Linked DNA regions of Homo sapiens: region 1 is linked to region 2. A link is an interaction called in ENCODE POLR2A ChIA-PET data of the cell type or tissue named here. Cell type or tissue: A673. All regions are shown on one strand. Links, peaks and the distances in the headings refer to the core of each region. The heading gives the core; the rest is flanking DNA.

The links. ChIA-PET counts read pairs that join two places held together with the same protein. Peaks named below come from ENCODE experiments on the same cell type or tissue, not always from the same donor. Only the 100,000 strongest peaks of a DNase experiment are listed, where the experiment ranks them.
Region 1: POLR2A ChIA-PET joins it to region 2 with 6 read pairs; 1 of 35 experiments calls an interaction of 5 or more read pairs at or near these places.

What each region holds. Positions count from the first base shown.
Region 1 is chr13:108,931,773-108,939,772 of GRCh38, forward strand. The region is part of intron 16 of MYO16 (myosin XVI); the gene reads left to right. Among named protein-coding and RNA genes, the nearest start is that of MYO16-AS2, 170 kb to the right of the region's middle. In A673, for the core only: no CTCF peak of the experiment used is centred there; a DNase peak (open chromatin) is centred at 4,469; H3K27ac peaks cover 2,736 bases.
Region 2 is chr13:108,221,695-108,232,394 of GRCh38, forward strand. It overlaps ABHD13 (abhydrolase domain containing 13), which reads left to right. Exons shown (of 2, transcript NM_032859.3): 2 at 7,505-10,700. The coding sequence starts at 7,525. The coding sequence ends at 8,538. Among named protein-coding and RNA genes, the nearest start is that of ABHD13, 8.7 kb to the left of the region's middle. In A673, for the core only: a CTCF peak has its summit at 6,159 (motif pointing right); a DNase peak (open chromatin) is centred at 6,157.

The DNA of each region.
Region 1 (8,000 bases), core at 1-8,000, 710 kb after region 2:
TACCACAGGAACCCCAGATATTAGTTTTTAAAAATTAATCCTGCTTAAGGCTTCTTCTGATTTGCAAATCATCTGATGCATTTACTTTACCAGTTCGAAAAATTGTTGGCCATGATCCTTGTGAATGTTCCCCCTTCTTCATTTTTTTCTTCCTTTCTTTTGAGATTCCTTTTAGAAACATGCTGTCCTTTCTGATTCTCTCTGCTCCTCTAATTTCTGTTTTACATTTTCCATTTCTGTATCACTCTGTGCTTCATTCCGGATAATTTCTGCAGTGCTTTCTTACACTTCATTCCTTTGTGAACGGTGATTAATGTGAAGTTTAACTCATGCATTGCATTTTAATTTCAATGACTTTTGTTCACTTCTAAGAGTTCCACTTTGTTCTTTTTCAAATCTGTCTTTTTCTCAAATACTGTTTCTTGTTCTTTTCTCATATTTCTAGTTCTTTTTATATCCATAGTTGTTTTGTTAAAACCTGCTTATTACATAATCTATAAGCAATCATCGTATATGTGAAGTAATTGAGCTTCTCCTACTGCTGCTTATTCTGCCTGCCGATGGTTGCTCAGTGAGATTATTTCTCCATGTTTTGTGGTTTGGGGTGTGACTTGGTATTCCTCATTGGCTTGGCTGAGAAGGTCTTGTGTGGCCTAGGTCAAGGGTTAGCTCTCTAGAGATTGCTTTGGCATTGGTCAAGGCCTCCGGAGTGTTACCAACCAAGGACTATTTTTATGTTAATTCCATAAATACATTCATTAAATTCCTTCATTAAAATGATCAGGTGACGTGTGCAGTCTATGTTGAAACCTCTCAAACCAAGAGAGGGCTGGCTGTGGCCATGATTTCTCCAGGGATAGACATTTATTTTCCCACCCAGTATCTACCCAAGATAAGTTTCCTTGTTGTCTGGCTGTGCATCTGTGGGCAGAGATTTCATGGTATACCTTCCCACTGAGATAGTGACTTTTTGATCGTCAGGCTTACATAGTTTCTAGGGCCAATAATGTGCCCCCTTTCCGCACTGGTCCTTTGAAGCAGAACCTCTTGATTAATAAAATAAGCCAAAGTTCCCACAGACACTGAGAATCAGGTGGCAGTCTGTGGGGGGCCCATGGACTGTCCCTTACTTCCTGAGATGTCAGCTCTCCTTTTGAGCTGACAATATCTACCCCATGATGAATTCCACGGTAGAGATACCCTTGGAGGATGTTGGCATTCAGAAGGTGGAGGATGTGCCTGCGAACGACAGAGAAAGGCATCAGGGGGAGCTACAAATAACAGAAGGTCCTCATGATGAATTTTCAGAATGAGAATGTTCTCTTGGTGGAGCAGGAAAATCCAAGCAAAAGAAAGAGTATACCAAGGCATTCCTTCTGTCTTTCATTCACTAACTGTGTGTGGCAAGATGCATGGAGTGCATTGCTATTGGAGGACAGAAGACTTCTGGGAATTGGTAGGAGATTAACTTCAATGAGAATAGACAGAGATAGAAATAAAGAATTGTTATGCAGACAGGAATGCCTGAGAGCATGCTTTCAGCTGATCTGATCCACATGGTCTCAGAAGTGGACTAAACAAGTTGTTCTTTCCTAATAATATATTTCCTACTTGAAGAAATGAAGAAGCTCTTTGTTTCTCTTCATTGTAAGTCCAGAGTATACAGTGGACTTAGGTTATTTTAAGATATATTAGATATCGATAATGTAAGATCGATTATTTGGATGTGTGTGTGTGTGTGTGTGTATGTGTGTGTGTATGAGATTAAAAGCATCCCTGCAATAACCCCAGGAAATAGATCTTACTAAATTTTATTTTATTTTTATTTTTCAACTTTTGTTTTAGATTTGTGGAGTACCTGTGCAGGTTTTTTTATCTGAGTATATTATGTGATGCTGAGGTTTGTGGTACGAATGATCCCTTTACCCAGGTACTGAGCATAGTACGCAACAGTTATTTTTTCAGCTCTTTCCCCTATACCTTCCTCCCACCTCTGGTAGTCCCTAGTGTCTACCATTGCCATTTTTATTTCCATGAGCCCAGTGTTCAGTTCCCTCTTATAAGTAACAATGTGTGATATTTGCTTTTCTGTTTCTGACTTATTTCACTTAGGATAATGTCCTCCAGCTACATTCATGTTGCTGCAAAGGCCATGATTTCATTCTTTTTTATGGCTGTGTAGTATTCCATGGTGTATATGTACCACATTTTCTTTATTGAACTCACTGTTGATGGGCACCTAGGTTGATTTCAGGTCTTTGCTATTGAGAATAATGCTGCAAAGAACATGTGAGTGCATGTGCCTTTTTGGTAGAATGATTTCTTTTCCTTTGGATAACAAAGGAAATGGTGTTATCAGTGGTGAATGGTGTTCTGAGTTTCTTGAGAACTCTCCAAACTGCTTTCCACAGTGGCTGAACTAATTTATATTCCCACCAACAGTGTATAAGCAAGCCCTTTTCTCCTCATCCTCACCAATGTCTATTGTTTTTTGACTTTTTAATAATAGCCATTCTGATTGGTATGAAATGGTAGCTAATTGAGATTTTCATTTACATTTCTCTGATGATTAATGATGAAAAGCATTTTTTCTTATGATTGTTGGCTGCTTGGGTGTCATCGTTTGTGAAGTGTCCGTTGATGTCTTTTGCTCATTTTTCACAGGGGTTATTTGTTTTTTGCTTGTTCAATTGTTTAAGTTCCTTATAGATTCTGAATATTAGACTTTTGTCAAATGCATAGTTTGTAAATATATTCTTCCATTCTGTAGGTTGCCTGTTTACTCTGTTGATAGTTTTTTTCGTTGTTCAGAAGCTCTTTAGTTTAATAGGTCTCTCTCACTTGTCAATTTTTGTTTTTGTTGCAGTTGCTTTTGAGGATTTAATCATAAATTCTATCTCAAGGTCCATGCCCAGAATGGCATTTCCTAGGTTTTCATCTAGGATTCTTATTGCTGCAGGTATTACATTTATGAATTACCAGGTATTATAAAATGAATCTTTAATTCATTTTCAGTTAATTTTTATATATGGTGAAAGATAGGGGTCCATTGTAATTTTTCTGAATATGGCTAGATAGCTATCCCCACACTATTTATTGAATTGGGAGTCCTTTCTCCATTGTTTACTTTTGCTGACTTTGTTGAGATTAGATGACGGTGGTTAAGTGGCTATATTTCTGGGCTCTCTATTCTGTTCCATTGGTCTATGTGTCTGTTTTTGTACCAGTACCATCATGTTTGGGTTACTCTAGCCTTAGAGTATAGTATGAACTTGGGTAATGTGATGCTTCTGGCTTTGTTCTTTTTGTTAGCATTGCTTTGGCTATTCGTGCTCTTTTTTTGTTTCATATGAATTTTAAACAGTTTTTTCCAATTCTGTAAAAAGTGACATTGGTCGTTTAATAGGAATAGAATTGAATCTGTTGGTTGTTTGGGGCAGTATGGTCATATTAGTGATATTGATTCTTCTAATCCATGAGCATGGAATGTTTTCCCATTTGTTTGTGTCATCTGTAATTCCTTTTAGCAGTGTTTTGTAGTTACCCTTGGAGAGATCTTTCACCTCCTTGGTTATACATATTCCTAGGTATTTGCATGTGGCATTTGTAAAAGGGATTGCACTCTTGATTTGGCTCTCCGCTTGAACATTATTGGTGTATAGAAATGCTACAGATTTTTCTACATAACTTTCATATCCTGAAACTTTGCTAAAGTCTATCATTTATCAGCTTCAGGAGCCTTTTGGTGGAGTCTTCAGGGTTTTCAAGGCATAGAATCAAATTGTCAATAAAGAGAGATAGTTTGACTTCTTCTTTTCCAACTTGAATGCCTTTTCTTTCTCTTCCCTGATTTCTCTGGCTATGACTTCTGGTACTATGAAGTCCTAGTGAATAGAAGTGTTGAGAGTCGGCATCATTGGCTTGTTCCAGTTCTCAACAGGAATGCTTCCAACTTTTGCCTGTTCAGTACGATGTTGGCTGTAGGTTTATCATAGATGGCTCTTATTATTTTGAAGTGTATTCCTTTGATGCCTAGTTTCTTGAGGGTTTTTTTTTTTATCATGAAGGGATGTTGGATTTTATCAGAAACTTTTTTTCACATCTATTGAGATGATTATGTAATTTTTGTTTTTAATTCTGTTTATGTGGTGAGCCACATTTATTGATTTGTGTATATTGAACCAAATTTTCATCCCAGGAATGAAGCTTATTTGATCATGGTGACTTAACTTTTTGATGTACTATTGAATTTGTTTTGCTAGTATTTCGTTGAGATTTTTGTGTCTATGTTCATCAGGGATATTGGCTATAGTTTCCTTCCTTCCTTCCTTCCTTCCTTCCTTCCTTCCTTCCTTCCTTCCTTCCTTCCTTCCTTCTTTCCTTCCTTTCTCTCTCTTTCTCTTTCTTTCTTTCTAAAATTCTGTCTTTGCCAGCTTTTGTTATCAGGGTGCTGCTGACTTTGTAGAATGAATTAGAAAGAAGTCCTTCCTCACCAATTTTTTCTATAGTTTCATTAGAATTGATACCAGCTCTTCTTTGTATTTTGTATGGTAAAAATTTGCTGTGAATCAGTCTGGTCCAGAGCTTTTTTTGGTTGGTAGGTTTTTTATTATAGATTTAATTTCAGAAGTTGGTATTGGTCTGTTCAGTGTTTCAGTTTCTCCCTGATTCAATGTTGGGTGATTCTATGTTTCCAAGAATTTTTCTATTTCCTTTAGATTTTCTAGTTTGTGCACATAGAGCTATTTATAACAGTCTGTGAGGATCATTTGTATTTCTGTAGGAGTGGTTATAATGCCTTCTTTGTCCTTTTTTTACTGTTACTGATTTAAAATATATTTTATCTAATATAAGAATAGTGATCCCTGCTTTTTGTTTTGTTTTGCTTTATTTTCCATTTGCCTGGTAGATCTTTCTCCCACCCTTTACTTTGATTCTATAGCTGTTGTTACATGTGAGGTGGATCTCTTAAAGACAGTAGTTGGATGGGTCTTCTGTTTTTATACAACTTGCCACTCTGTGCCTTTTAAATTCTTACATTTAAGAGTGTAAATTGTGTTTAGACTATTTACATTCAAGGTTAATATTGATATGTGAGGTTTTAATCCTGTCATGAAGCTGTTAGCTCTATGCTTTGCCATTTCTATTGTGTTCTTGCTTTATAGTGTCTGTGTACTATGTACTTAAGTGTGTTTTTTTGGTATCAGGTATTGTTCTTTTGTCTGCATGTTTAGAACTCCCTTAAGGGTCTCTTATAAGGCTGGCCTATGTGTAATGAATTCCCTTAATGCTTGCTTGCCTGGAAAATATTTTATTTCCCCTTTGCTAATGAAGCTTAATTGAGCAGGATACGAAATTTTTGGTTGGAATTTCTTTTCTTTAAAAATACTGAAAACAGACCCCCAATTTTTCCTGGCTTGTAAAGTTTCTGCTGAGAAGTCTGCCATTAGCCTGATGGGGTTCCCCCTTTGTATATGATCTGCTTTTCTCTCTCTCTCTCTCTCTCTAGCTGGCTTTCAGATTTTTTTTTCTTTAGTATTGATTTTGGTTAGTCTGGTAACTATATACCTCGGTGTTGTTCATTTTATATAATATCTCACAGGTTTTCTCTAGATTTCTTGTATCTGGATGTCCACCTCTCTAGCCAAATTAAGGAATTTTTCTTGAATTATTCCTTCAAATATATTTTTCGACTTGTTTACTTTATATTCTTTTCTTTCAGAAATGCCAGTAATTCATAGGTTTGGTTGGTTTACATAATCCCATATTTCTCAAAGGCGTTGCTCATTTTTTAAAATTCTTTTTTAATTTTTGCCAGCTGTGTTAGCTCAAAAGACTGGCTTTCAAGCTCTGAAATTATTCTGCTTGCTTCAATCTATTGATAAAGCTTTCAGTTGTATTTTGACTTTCCTTAAGTAAGCTTTTAAATTTCAGAACCTCTGATACTCTGATTGATTTTAGAATCTCTGATTGATTTCTTTAAGATGTTTATCTCTTCTTTCATTTCCTTGATTGTTTTGGAACTTTCTTTGTGTTGATTTTCAACCTTGTCTTGGATCTCAATAAGCTTCCTTGCAATCCATGCTTTGAATGCTTTACCTGTCATTTCTGACTTTCCATTTTTGTTAGGGACCATTGATGGAGAGCTAATGCAATCCTTTGGTGGTGTCACTACATTCAGATTTGTTGTGGTAGCAGAATTATTGCAGTGGTTTCTTCTGATGTGGAGAAATTGGCACTTCTAATTTTTGTAATTATTTTTATGCATGTGTTTTTTTTCTTTCTTTCCCTATAATGTTGTTGTTGTTAATTATTATTATTATTATTGTGTTTTCTTTTCCTCTCCCTTTTCCCCCTCTCTAGGGGTGTGACTGTAGAGAATGTTGGGTACAGTATTTTGGCTTTGCCTGTGTACACCTATGTACTTTTTTTTGGCAGGTTTTATGCTGAACTTTGCAGTTCATCCTATAAGCCTGTAGCTGGTGCTTATAGCTAAGAGCTGTCTGAGGCCAACATTCATATATACTTGCTTATTGTTTGCTGGCTGAATCTCTCTGTTGCCTCAGGCACTGGGCTGATCCATGGAATGCACAGTGGTCTGAGCTCACTGCTCAGCCCTGGGGGTCAGGAGCCAGGAAGGGCTGGACTGGGCAGTTCCACCCACAGGTCCCCTCTTGGCAGGCACAAACCCCAATGCTAAGGGAGAATCCAGTGGATGGCCACCAAGCGCTCAGTGCCTAGAAATGGAGCTGGGAAACCACCTAGCCCCCAAGTTCTCTGCAGAGAGATGTGGGGGTGGCCTAACCTCCTACTCCAGGAGAGTGGGTGCTCCAGATGCCTGGAGATCTGCCTGGGCATGGAGCAGAGAGGGACCCCCTGCACGAAGTTCTCTGAACAGGCATTCTCCAGGCAAGCAGGTGCTGTGAATGCCTAAAGATCAGCCTAGGCATGGAGCAGAGAGGATCTCACTGCACCACCATCTATGTTCAGGTAAGGTGCGACAGCTCAGACTGCTGAACCAGGTGAATGAGTGTTCCAAATGTCCAGAGATCTGCCTGTGCATAGAGCAGAGAGAGCCTTGCTGCACCACAATCTCAGGGGAGTAGGCTGGTGAACCCATCAATGGCACACACAGATCAGATCCAGGTCACCAGGCTGGCCATGGCTGCAAGACTCACCGCTCAGGAGAAACTTCACCTGTAGCAGCTCCCCTCTTGCCCCAGGCCTGTGGAGAGAGCACAAAGCATCTACTGCTGAGGTACTTTCACAGTTCTGGCTGTGGAGGCCTTTACCCCACTCCAGAGCAGGCTCTCCAATCTCAGGCCCAAGACTAATATGCCTGCACAGCCACAGTGCAAGGTTGTTAAAGAATGGCTGCCTTTGTAGGTGCCTGGATTAAAAACGGCATCCTGTTCCCAGTCCTGGGTCTGGGGAATGTCTGAGTTTTTCCCAGCATCTTTTTCTCAGAGCATCTTTCCAAGCCTCTCCGCCAGGTAACTCCCCGAGTTAACTTCAGGGCTTGGGAAAAACAAAGTGCTCTCCCTCTGCCAGGGTTGCTGGGGTCCCCGGGGGAAAGGGGAGTCACAGAGGGATATTTTCTGCCTCTCTCATGCACTGGGGCTTCGCTCACTTTTATTAGTCACATGCCATCATTGAGGCTGTTTGCTGGTATCCTCCTCTCCAGGATTTGGGGTGTCTTCACAATTCTGCTAGATTCCTGTTTTCCTTACTGAATTAAAATGGGGTTTTAATTGGGTTGATCCTTCTGTACTATCTTGCTATTTCCAGGTGGCTGAGGCACACTGAATGCCTCTAATGTGTCATCTTGGAAATAAAAATCTAAATTTCATTATAGCTAAATATTCTGATAGATTCTAACCACTTTTCTTCTTATTTGAGAATATTATTGGAGATAATAATAACAAAACATATTCCTAATGTCTCTAATTCAGAGTTTTAGCTATTAAACAGATTAACACATTTATCAGAGAAAAGTACAG
Region 2 (10,700 bases), core at 1,436-9,435:
ATTTGAAATTGTTTAGCCTTTTGCCAAATTGTTTTTCGGAAATTCATTGTAATTCACTATGGGTAATGCACTTTTTTGTATTTTTAAAAGACCATTTGCTGGTGGCAGAATCCGTAACTCGATATACAATATGCAAAACAATGTACACTTTTTTTTTTTTTTGAGACATAGTCTCACTGTGTCACCCAGGTTGGAGTGCAGTGGCACGATCTCAGCTCCCTGCAACCTCGACTCCTGGGTTCAAGTGATTCTCATGCCTCAGTCTCCCTAGTAGCTGGGATTACAGGCACGCGCCACCATGCCCGGCTAATTTTTTGTAATTTTTAGTAGAGACGGTGTTTTACCATGTTGCCCGGACTAGTCTCAAACTCCTGAGCTCAGGCAATCCACCTGTCTTGGCTTCCTAAAGCGCTAGGATTACACGCATGAGCCACCATGCCTGGCCCAATGTACACTTTTTAATTAAAAATAATTAGAATAACTAGAATTTAATTTGTAGGGCAGTTCTGACCTTCATTAAAATACAATTTTTATTGTAAAATGTTATCTATGATACAATAGATTTGTCTAATTTATTCTCCTACTAACCTTACGGCAATAATTACAATGTATTTACTCCTATACTTTTGAGTTTCAGTTCTTGATATATATAAGTTTTTATTTATTTTTAGTTTTTGGAGAAAATATTACTGGGTAAAAACCTTAAATATATTTATATATGTTATAATGCAGAAAGGATTTAAAAAAATGTAATATATCTTTCTTAATTTGAAGAAGGCAAGTCTCTGGGGCATAAGGCAATACAGTTATATGGTTAAATAGTATGGAACCGTGGTTCTCAAGCTTTTTGGTCTCAGACCGTTTACATTTTAGAAATGTAAAGATCCCAAAGATTTTTTTGTATGTATGTGGATTATATAGATATTTATTGTGTTAGAAATTAAAACTGGAAGTTTATAAAGTGTATAAATTAAAATTGGAAAACTGGAAGTTTATAAAGTGTATAAATTAAAATTGGAAAACTGGAAGTTTTAATTCATTTAAAAATAGCAGTAGTAAGTTCATTACATACTCACATAAATAAAATTTTATATAAAACAATTGTAATTACAAAAAATAGAGGTGTGGGATTATATTTTTGTAATTATCTTTAATGTCTGCCTCATAGAAGACAGGCAGATTATTAGGCTCTTAAAGTGAAACATGAAGAAAGTCAGGCTCACACAAATTTGTAGTTGTAAAGGGAAGAGTATTGTAGTAGAGAATTGTGGGTACTCGTTGGTACGACTCCATCACCCAACAGGAGGCACTTCCTTAAAGGTCAGTTATATTGTGCCATCTGAAACCTACATCAGAGAAATTGTTGTCTCTTGTTACATCAAAATCTGTTGGTTTGTAGTGAATTTTTTACTCACGTTTGCTTGATTTTGTGACACCATTCATTGGTCATTTGGAATATATTGGTTTATGGAGTTATGCAGATTTTTCCAAATGGTGACATGTTTAATATTAATAGATTACCACAGTGCCATCAAAAAGGTCCCTTAAGTGTCTAGGAGCTATTGGCAACCTCATTCATTTTCTAGTAAATATCTGCCAAACCTCTAAGTCTGAACAACCATAGTTTGTCAGTTGTCTTTTTAAATAAAAATGTTGTTACCTGAACAAAGCAGCTAGTTCAGCTCACAATTCAAATGTATTTCAATACATAGCACAAAATGCTTTATGTGCACTTCCAGTGTTGTCACACATTTGTCACACAATGTGTTAAAAAGATGTGTACTTGTTAGTTGAGATAAAATAATTTTTACTGCTTCTTCTTTGACATTCTTAAGTAAAACTGGATTATTCCCTCATTTACCGTGAGCTCATGGTGATAAAGAATACAGTGACTCCAACACGTGAGGCCACTACCTTGATTCTTACAAAGGCACCAGCAATTTTACCCATCATTGCTTATGCATCATTAGTGCAAGTGTCAAACAGTGAAAAAAGTAAATGATATTTTAGTATTATTATGAGCATAATACTGATCTTGTGGACCCCATTAGAGGGTCTTGGGGACCCTCAGGTTTCTGACCACCTTTTGAGAACCACTGGCATAGAAAGATCTCAGATTTAATAGAGCCCTCAAAGTTCATCCAGTTTAACAGCTCTAAATTCCTCTATGCTATCCTTGCCAAGTATTTATTTAGATTATGCTGAATACTTGCAGTTTCTGTGAATAATCGTGCTAAATGAATAAAAATAAGTGTCACAGACAGCTGTTTGATGGAAAGTAATAGAGATTCTTAATCCTGGAGTTATGTTTTGTCCTGCTTTTAAAACATTGCATAAGTTTCCACTTGGTTTCTCTAAGTAATCAACCTTGATGAAATCCAGAGACTACTAAAATTATGTTGTGAAGGAAAGATACAGCTAAGGTTTTGATTTTCCTTTGCTATATGTAATGACAATTGTCATCTTTCTTTGATTTTTCTTTGTCTGCTCTATAATTAAATGAACTTACGTTAGGTATGTAGTTATTTATATCCATATCTGTCTCCCGAGTACCTCAAGAGTTGCTTGAACGTTACTGAGTAGATCACAAGCTACTTGAGAGCAAGGACTGTATAGTATACTAGGATGCATTGGAATCTGATGACCATCTCTTACGGAAGAGGCTGGGAAATCAACTGTAGGCCTGCTTCAGTGGTCCACGCTGGGTTTCACAGCTCCCCTGGGAGCCTGCAGTGATATTCTGAGGACTCATACCATTCGTAGTGGGCATGACTTCAATATTGATCTCTTTTTCTAAAGCATCAGTTTATAAAATAGTTATTTAAATGAAATATTTTTCCTTAAAAATGGAACCATTCGTGATCCTATATGAACACAGGAGATGATTAGTAGACATCAGAGAAGCATGGCCATCACTCATGCCCTTAGCTGACTTACCATCCAGCTAACACTGTTAGCCAGCAAGGTGGTCTGAGAGCTTTACAGTTCTAGACGGCTCTTATTTTTAGTCTCAAATTGTTTATTGTATACCCGTCATGGACTTAAATTTAGAGACAGTAAGTAGGGAGCACTAGAGGTGACTACAACCAGCCAATTAGGACCATAAATCCTCAAGATGAGCACCATATATTAAATTGCATCAGATGATCAAACTACTTATGTAGTATAGCAGGATGTCACTAATACTGCAAAACCATTCTTGTAAAAGGAAAACAATCATATCTAATTTATACAGTACATGATAATAAAGATTAGTTATGCTTTCAGTAGATTATTTTTTGAGACACACTCACTAATATCAATGTGACACCTCAAACCACTTCATTTAGAAAGCACAAAAGTTGTTTCTAAGGTTGATTTTTTTTTCATTCAAATACAAGACTGGTACAGGTTATAATAAACTGTAATACTTAAATCTTAGCTACATATCCTGGGTTTTTAAAAAATGTATTTGTTTACACATCATGCTTTTTTTGTGTATAATTAGCATAAAGTCTGCAAAACGTTGGGAAGGGAGCAGGATGTGTTTAGTTTTGGATAAGTTTGAAATATCAGTGAAGCATCAGGTACGTGAGGAACAGGTAAATTGAGATTGTAGATGAAGAGTAGACTTGTAGATTGGGAATAATTCATACACAGGTGTGATAATTGGAGCCATGAAAAGGAATGAAATCACTGAGGGAAAGAACATAGTATCCTAAATGAGTGGAGAAGACCTTGGAAAATGCCTGCTTTTCGGGGTATAGGGCAGAGAGAAACAGCAATTTGAGTGTAGAGGAGAAGCCAATAGCAGATGACACTTTGGGGGTCTGGTGTTGCAGTGTGGATTGAGAAAAATCCACTAGATTTATTTTAAAGTGAAGTTTACATTGTATGAGAGATCATTATGAGAAGTCAGTCAGCAAGTTCTCAGATAGTAAATGGTTAAGGAGTTACTGGCGGTGGTTAAAACCACAGATTGGTGGGTTTTAGAAATGTCTGACATGTAATACCAGATCTGATAACATAGCAAACAGAAAATTGAGAAATGGGACTGTCAGGTATTCATTTAAGATGTAGACATAAGGTTAAAAATACATACAATAATGATGTAAAAGAAGACTGGAAGATGAGAAGTTATTGATTATCTACATTTCTATATTCTACATGGAACAGGTCTAATTGGCTCTCCTACTCAGCAGCCCTTCTAGTTGGTATAAGTTTGAGTGTATTAAATGCATCCTTTTTCCTGATTTTTATGATGCCAAGATGTTATCAGCAAATGGATTTCACATGCAGAAGAACCCAACAAATAATACATCTCCTCTGAAGACACGTTTTATAGGTGTTTTACCACATGGGACATACTTGATTGCTTCACTCATTCTTCATGACTAGTAGCAGTGGTCTTGGGGTCAATTGGACATTGATACTCACAAGACCCAGTATACCATAGTGGACCGTACTGTGCATCAGCCTTTCTGCTTTTTTGAAAACCCAACATGTCAGTGTTAGGTATATTGTTCCAGATGATAGCTCAGGTCTAGTGGAAAATGACACAAGGGTGGGAGTGAGCACCACCCTGGCTTAGCTGCTTCATGCTCCACAGGAAACAGTGTCTTTTTGTGACAGCATGTGAGTATAGCATCCAGGACTAAGCAAATGACAAGCCAATTACAGGTCGTATTCAATTCAGAAAAGCCCCTGTTTATACTTCCCACTGGGCATGTTTAGCCCTGCTCACTGTCCTCTCAGTCCAGATGTAGCTCATCAGTAGGAGCCATTTTTACTACACTGTTGCTTAGAAACACAGCTGATATCCCACCTTTATCAGGTTTCCAGGGAAACAGTGCAGGAAGGTTAAGGAGAGGTCATTTTTTATCTGAAGAGGGAGAAAGGTTTTGTTAACCGTTTACTCACACTAATTTATTGACAAAATCAATAGAAAACATAATGCTGGCTGTAGGATCCATGCAGTCGACTTTATTAGAGGCAGTGTTTGTTTCTATTGACTGTCATAACATCTGGGTATGAAGTTGTTTTTACATCTCAGCAGATGGTGCATGGTAATTATGCTTTGCTGATACTTTCAGCAAATTCAGTAAATTAAAAATCCTTCCTGATATTGTTCACTTGTCCTGGTTCCTTTAAGATCACCTTTGAGATGGAAATATATATCATACAGACTAGGGAACAGAGATTATTAGCAAGTGGGGTTAGGTAAAAATAAGGCAATCCGTGAGTGGAGTTCTTACTCTAAACCAGCAATATAAGAATATGTTAAGGAGAAAACACACCCATACCCACGCACTCCGCCACCCCAGAGCAATTTTTATTAACCTGTTCTTAAAAATGACTTCCATTTGATATTACTCAAGATGAATGGACTTTTATTCCGACTTCCATAGTGCAACAACTGATTGTGAGATTATGATTGTTTATCACAAAACAGTTTAGTTAATGTGACTTTTCAGGAATGTTTTGTGGAAAACGGTAAGTTTATCCCTTATTATTCCTAGCCAGTAATAGACCCAAACAAATACGCCCATTTTTCTGATGTTGTTTTAAACATATATGCCCACTGCTCAGAATACTTTTTTTAAAATAAATTGAATAATTCGTATATGTAATTAGATTATTTTAAAAATGTTTTAGTCGTAAGTATATATAAAGTGCTGTACTAGATATTAGAGATGCAATAGTGAAAAAGAGATATACAATTCCTAGTCTTATAAATTTTAATTCAGTATTTGCTAAAATTAGATGTTAGAGGCTACTAAAACGAAAATAACTTTTCAAAGTTCATTAGTTGAAAATTTAACTATGTAAATTGATATAAATGTAAATATAAGATTCAAATTTTAAAATATGCCTTATTCGTGTATTTGGAGCTATTTTATCTGGTTTTATATAATTTTTTAAGTAAGAACTAATTTGAGCAGAACACAGTAAGAAAGTAGTAGAGCCAGAAATACCAGTCACAAAAGCAAATAAAGTTAACATGTCTGTAACATTTATGAATGATCTCATTATTAATCTTACTTGATACTAATGACCAGCCTCATAGGTAAGCATTTTAAAAACTCATTCTACTGAAAAGGCAATTGAGACTGGAAATAAGTGATAAATAGTTATTCAGGGAGGATGTGATACTGTAATAAAACTTGCTACCACTGGGTGGCAGTGTTGATTTCTGGGAAATCAGAAAAATGTTGGTTTATGCTCAAAAAGGTTCAGTTCATTTGAATAATAATTCAAATGTAAAAGTCTATGTTTAGTGAAATAATAGAAAAAAATCAAATTTGTTAAATCATCCAACTCATTATTTGTATAATCAATCTATAACCTCTTTATAGCAGTTTGGTCAGTGGGAAAGAAGGAAATGTAGTATTTTTAAAAGTTCAGTAAATAAGCATAAGTAGACGAATAGTACATAAGAAAATTTGTAACATATCTCAATTCTTTTGCCTTTTTAAGACAACATGTATAAACCTTTTGATAACAAAAAATTCTCTTTTAATAGTTTTTACTTTCTTTATATCAGTTAACATATTTTAGTAATCTTTTTAAGAATTGTTCTCCAGTGAGTCATTTTACTTTATTTATCTCTGTTTCTCAGAGGATTTCTGTGTATTTGTTTCACACTGAACCCTCAAGTATTTATTGCCTTATCAATACATTTTAGCAATCTATTGACCCCAGGACGTGAAACTTCATTAAAGAGTATATAAAAGATACTGCCGATCTCATGACACTAGCAATATGATATTTATTTTTAATTACATATGAAAGATAAATCATTAATAATTTTCTTAAAACTAATACAATATTAGAATCTAGTGTTTAAGCAAATTATTTAAGTTTAGTATTAAAACTTCGAGGTAGAGGGGGGATACTTTTATTCTTTCTTTCCCTAGTTGTTTTTTTTTGTTTTATTTTGTTTTGCCCAACTCCTTACCCTAGTTTCTTTAGTTTTTGCTACCGTATGTGAAAAAAATTGACAAAGTATATTAGATTGGTCTTGCTATGTTGGAATTTCTGAACTGCCTTTTCAGTACAGTTTGCCCTGGACATACGTAACCTAACAGCAGATGTACCACAATCTCTAGAATCATGCTTGTTTGCCTCCCAGCTCTTCTACATTGAGAAGCAGATGATAGCCAGTCTACTTATGCCCCTGAGCTTCTGTTTTCTCATTAAAAAAAAAAAATGACACTATCGCATCAACTTTTTTTGGGTCAAATCCGTGAGAACACGTATATGAAGAATAAGCACTTGTTAAAAATGAGTTAATTTGAAGAATATTAGTGTTTCCTAAATATGACAGTGGAGGGATATGGTAGAAAGGAAACTGTTGAGAACAGAAAGGACAAGGGAAATTATAGCAGCTACTTTTGTGGATGGACTGTACCTATTACCATATTTAACAATTACATGTGGCCTAGTACCATAGTTTATTATATTGTGGATTTTTAAAAGAATAGATAGACGTTGAATTATTGATATTCTCCCTCTCTCTCTCTAGGATACTTACAGAGAGCTACAATGGAAAAGTCCTGGATGCTGTGGAACTTTGTTGAAAGATGGCTAATAGCCTTGGCTTCATGGTCTTGGGCTCTCTGCCGTATTTCTCTTTTACCTTTAATAGTGACTTTTCATCTGTATGGAGGCATTATCTTACTTTTGTTAATATTCATATCAATAGCAGGTATTCTGTATAAATTCCAGGATGTATTGCTTTATTTTCCAGAACAGCCATCCTCTTCACGTCTTTATGTTCCCATGCCCACTGGCATTCCACATGAAAACATTTTCATCAGAACCAAAGATGGAATACGTCTGAATCTTATTTTGATACGATACACTGGAGACAATTCACCCTATTCCCCAACTATAATTTATTTTCATGGGAATGCAGGCAACATAGGTCACAGGTTGCCAAATGCATTACTTATGTTGGTTAACCTCAAAGTTAACCTTTTGCTGGTTGATTATCGAGGATATGGAAAAAGTGAAGGAGAAGCAAGTGAAGAAGGACTCTACTTAGATTCTGAAGCTGTGTTAGACTACGTGATGACTAGACCTGACCTTGATAAAACAAAAATTTTTCTTTTTGGCCGTTCCTTGGGTGGAGCAGTGGCTATTCATTTGGCTTCTGAAAATTCACATAGGATTTCAGCCATTATGGTGGAGAACACATTTTTAAGCATACCACATATGGCCAGCACTTTATTTTCATTCTTTCCGATGCGTTACCTTCCTTTATGGTGCTACAAAAATAAATTTTTGTCCTACAGAAAAATCTCTCAGTGTAGAATGCCTTCACTTTTCATCTCTGGACTCTCAGATCAATTAATTCCACCAGTAATGATGAAACAACTTTATGAACTCTCCCCATCTCGGACTAAGAGATTAGCCATTTTTCCAGATGGGACTCACAATGACACATGGCAGTGCCAAGGCTATTTCACTGCACTTGAACAGTTCATCAAAGAAGTCGTAAAGAGCCATTCTCCTGAAGAAATGGCAAAAACTTCATCTAATGTAACAATTATATAATGTTTCCCTTTTTGATTATTGCATTGTATTTTAATTTGTGCAGAATGATAAAGAATGTTCCTTTTAGAAGTGTGTTATGTCTGTACCTGTCTGAAGAGTGACATTAAACTTTGAAAGGACTTCACTGCTCCTTTACGATATTCCAAATAGTTTTTTACATTGGAAAAACTAATTCTTGGGATTCTTTCATACATTTTCATCAAAACTTTCAGTGTGATTATGTATTCATATCTTCAGTTTAATATGTCAGTATAATAGATATTGTTCAAAAGTTTCTTGTTGCTAAAGTGGTGTAATCTGTTACACAGATGAATAGCTAGATGTGGAAAGAGATATGTAAACAAGAAACCTTTGGGTATTGTTTCTTAAGTAAATATTGGGACAATCATGGTAAGCAAACTTAGTTCTGTAACTGCATTTTTCACCTTAAAAGTTAAATGAAATGCATGATGGTATTTTATTCCTTGAATTATGCAATGCAACATTTTACATGTAAATAGCACTGGTCATATACTGATGTATATGGTTATCTGGGTTATATCTATTTTTATGTAAACTCTATTTTGTTTTTGGCAAGAAGTGAAATTGAGACTTATGTGCAGGTTGCCATTGAATTTTGCTCTGGTGAATGCTGAGATCCAGCTTTTTCTTACAAATAAATGGGACCCTGTTTTCCAATACAAATGTACCGTGTTTTTGTTAGGTACAGTCTGGATCATGGCATGTAGAAATAGAAATTTAGAATTTTACTGCAGCTTTGATGTGCATATTTGAACTTTTTAACATTTGTAACTTTGGTGGCAAAGAGAATTTTAGCTTCTATCGATTTTGTAAGTCTTCAGCTGAACCACTAATAGCAGTCATAGTGAAGATTAGCACTACTTAGAATTAAATTAGGAAGTCTTTTATCATTGCAGGATTGTACATACTACTTTATAAAAATTCTCACCTTTGATTTTAAATCCCAGTACCTAGTTATATCTAACCTATCAAAGGCAAGATATCATTTATTGGACTTCTTGAAAATAAAAGTTACAAAATCCAACAACAACAACAACAAAACAATGTTCTTGGTTTTAATGTTCCAGTTGCTGTGAAATAGAACTCCTACAATCAAAAGACAGTTTTAGGAAGTCTTATTTATTGATTTTAAAAGTTTTACATGTAGGAGTGTGGGAATGAAGGAATTCTGGAGCTTTTTGACACAAAACCTATTACCACATTTAGCAGTTAAATGGCTATAGGTGGGAAGTAGGATTTAGATGTATAGAAAAGTAAGAAAATCTTACTTAGAAAAAAGCCCCTTGAAACTTGCAGGATTTACTTAATAAAAATACACGCTATGAGTCATAATTGTGCCAAGTTGTTTCATGCAGTCCTCAAAAATTAGATGTAATTGAGCTTTGTGTAATATTATGTCAGCTTTAACATATAATATTTTGAATATTTTAGCTATATTTAGTGGCTTTCTGCAAGCAACTAGAACAGAGAAGTAATGGGTCAATAATCTTGACCTTAATTTAAAACTTTCAATGGAGATAGGGCTAGAAATACTTTTGCCAAATAGCATTCTTATTCACTTTATGCCGGTATTTAGAAAAAATAAATTATAGCAAGTATGATTTCTAAGAATGTTTTTCTATAAATTACTAATTGTAAAAAGTCTTGCTTTTTAAAACAAGTTGGTAATGCATATCATGGAAGGCATATTTTGTATGTATAAATTCACCACAATTAAAGATTATTCTTGTCAGTCCTTGCTATGTAGAATGACTATTCTAAATATTAATGTATTAAAAAGAAAATACAACAAAATGTATATTTAGACACGAGCTTACATGGCATACCTTATATTTGTATCATTCTTTAAAGTTTACAAAAAAAAACCTTATGTTTTTATGTAATCAGTCATTACACTAGGGAGAAATTTATCAGCTTTAGTTCTAAATATGCTCATGAGGTATAAAAGCTATTTCTTCATCAGTATTTTGCTTTTATGCTGCTTTTTCTTTTTGATACTCCAGGTTTATAAACTATCTTTTAAAATTTTAAGCCAGGACTTCAAAAATTGTAGAGTACTTGTTTGGCGTTCCCTACCTTCATTCTCTTAGGGTTAAGGAGCCTTTCTTTCTGCAGCTAAGGGCAGAGGCTGTGCCTAGGGC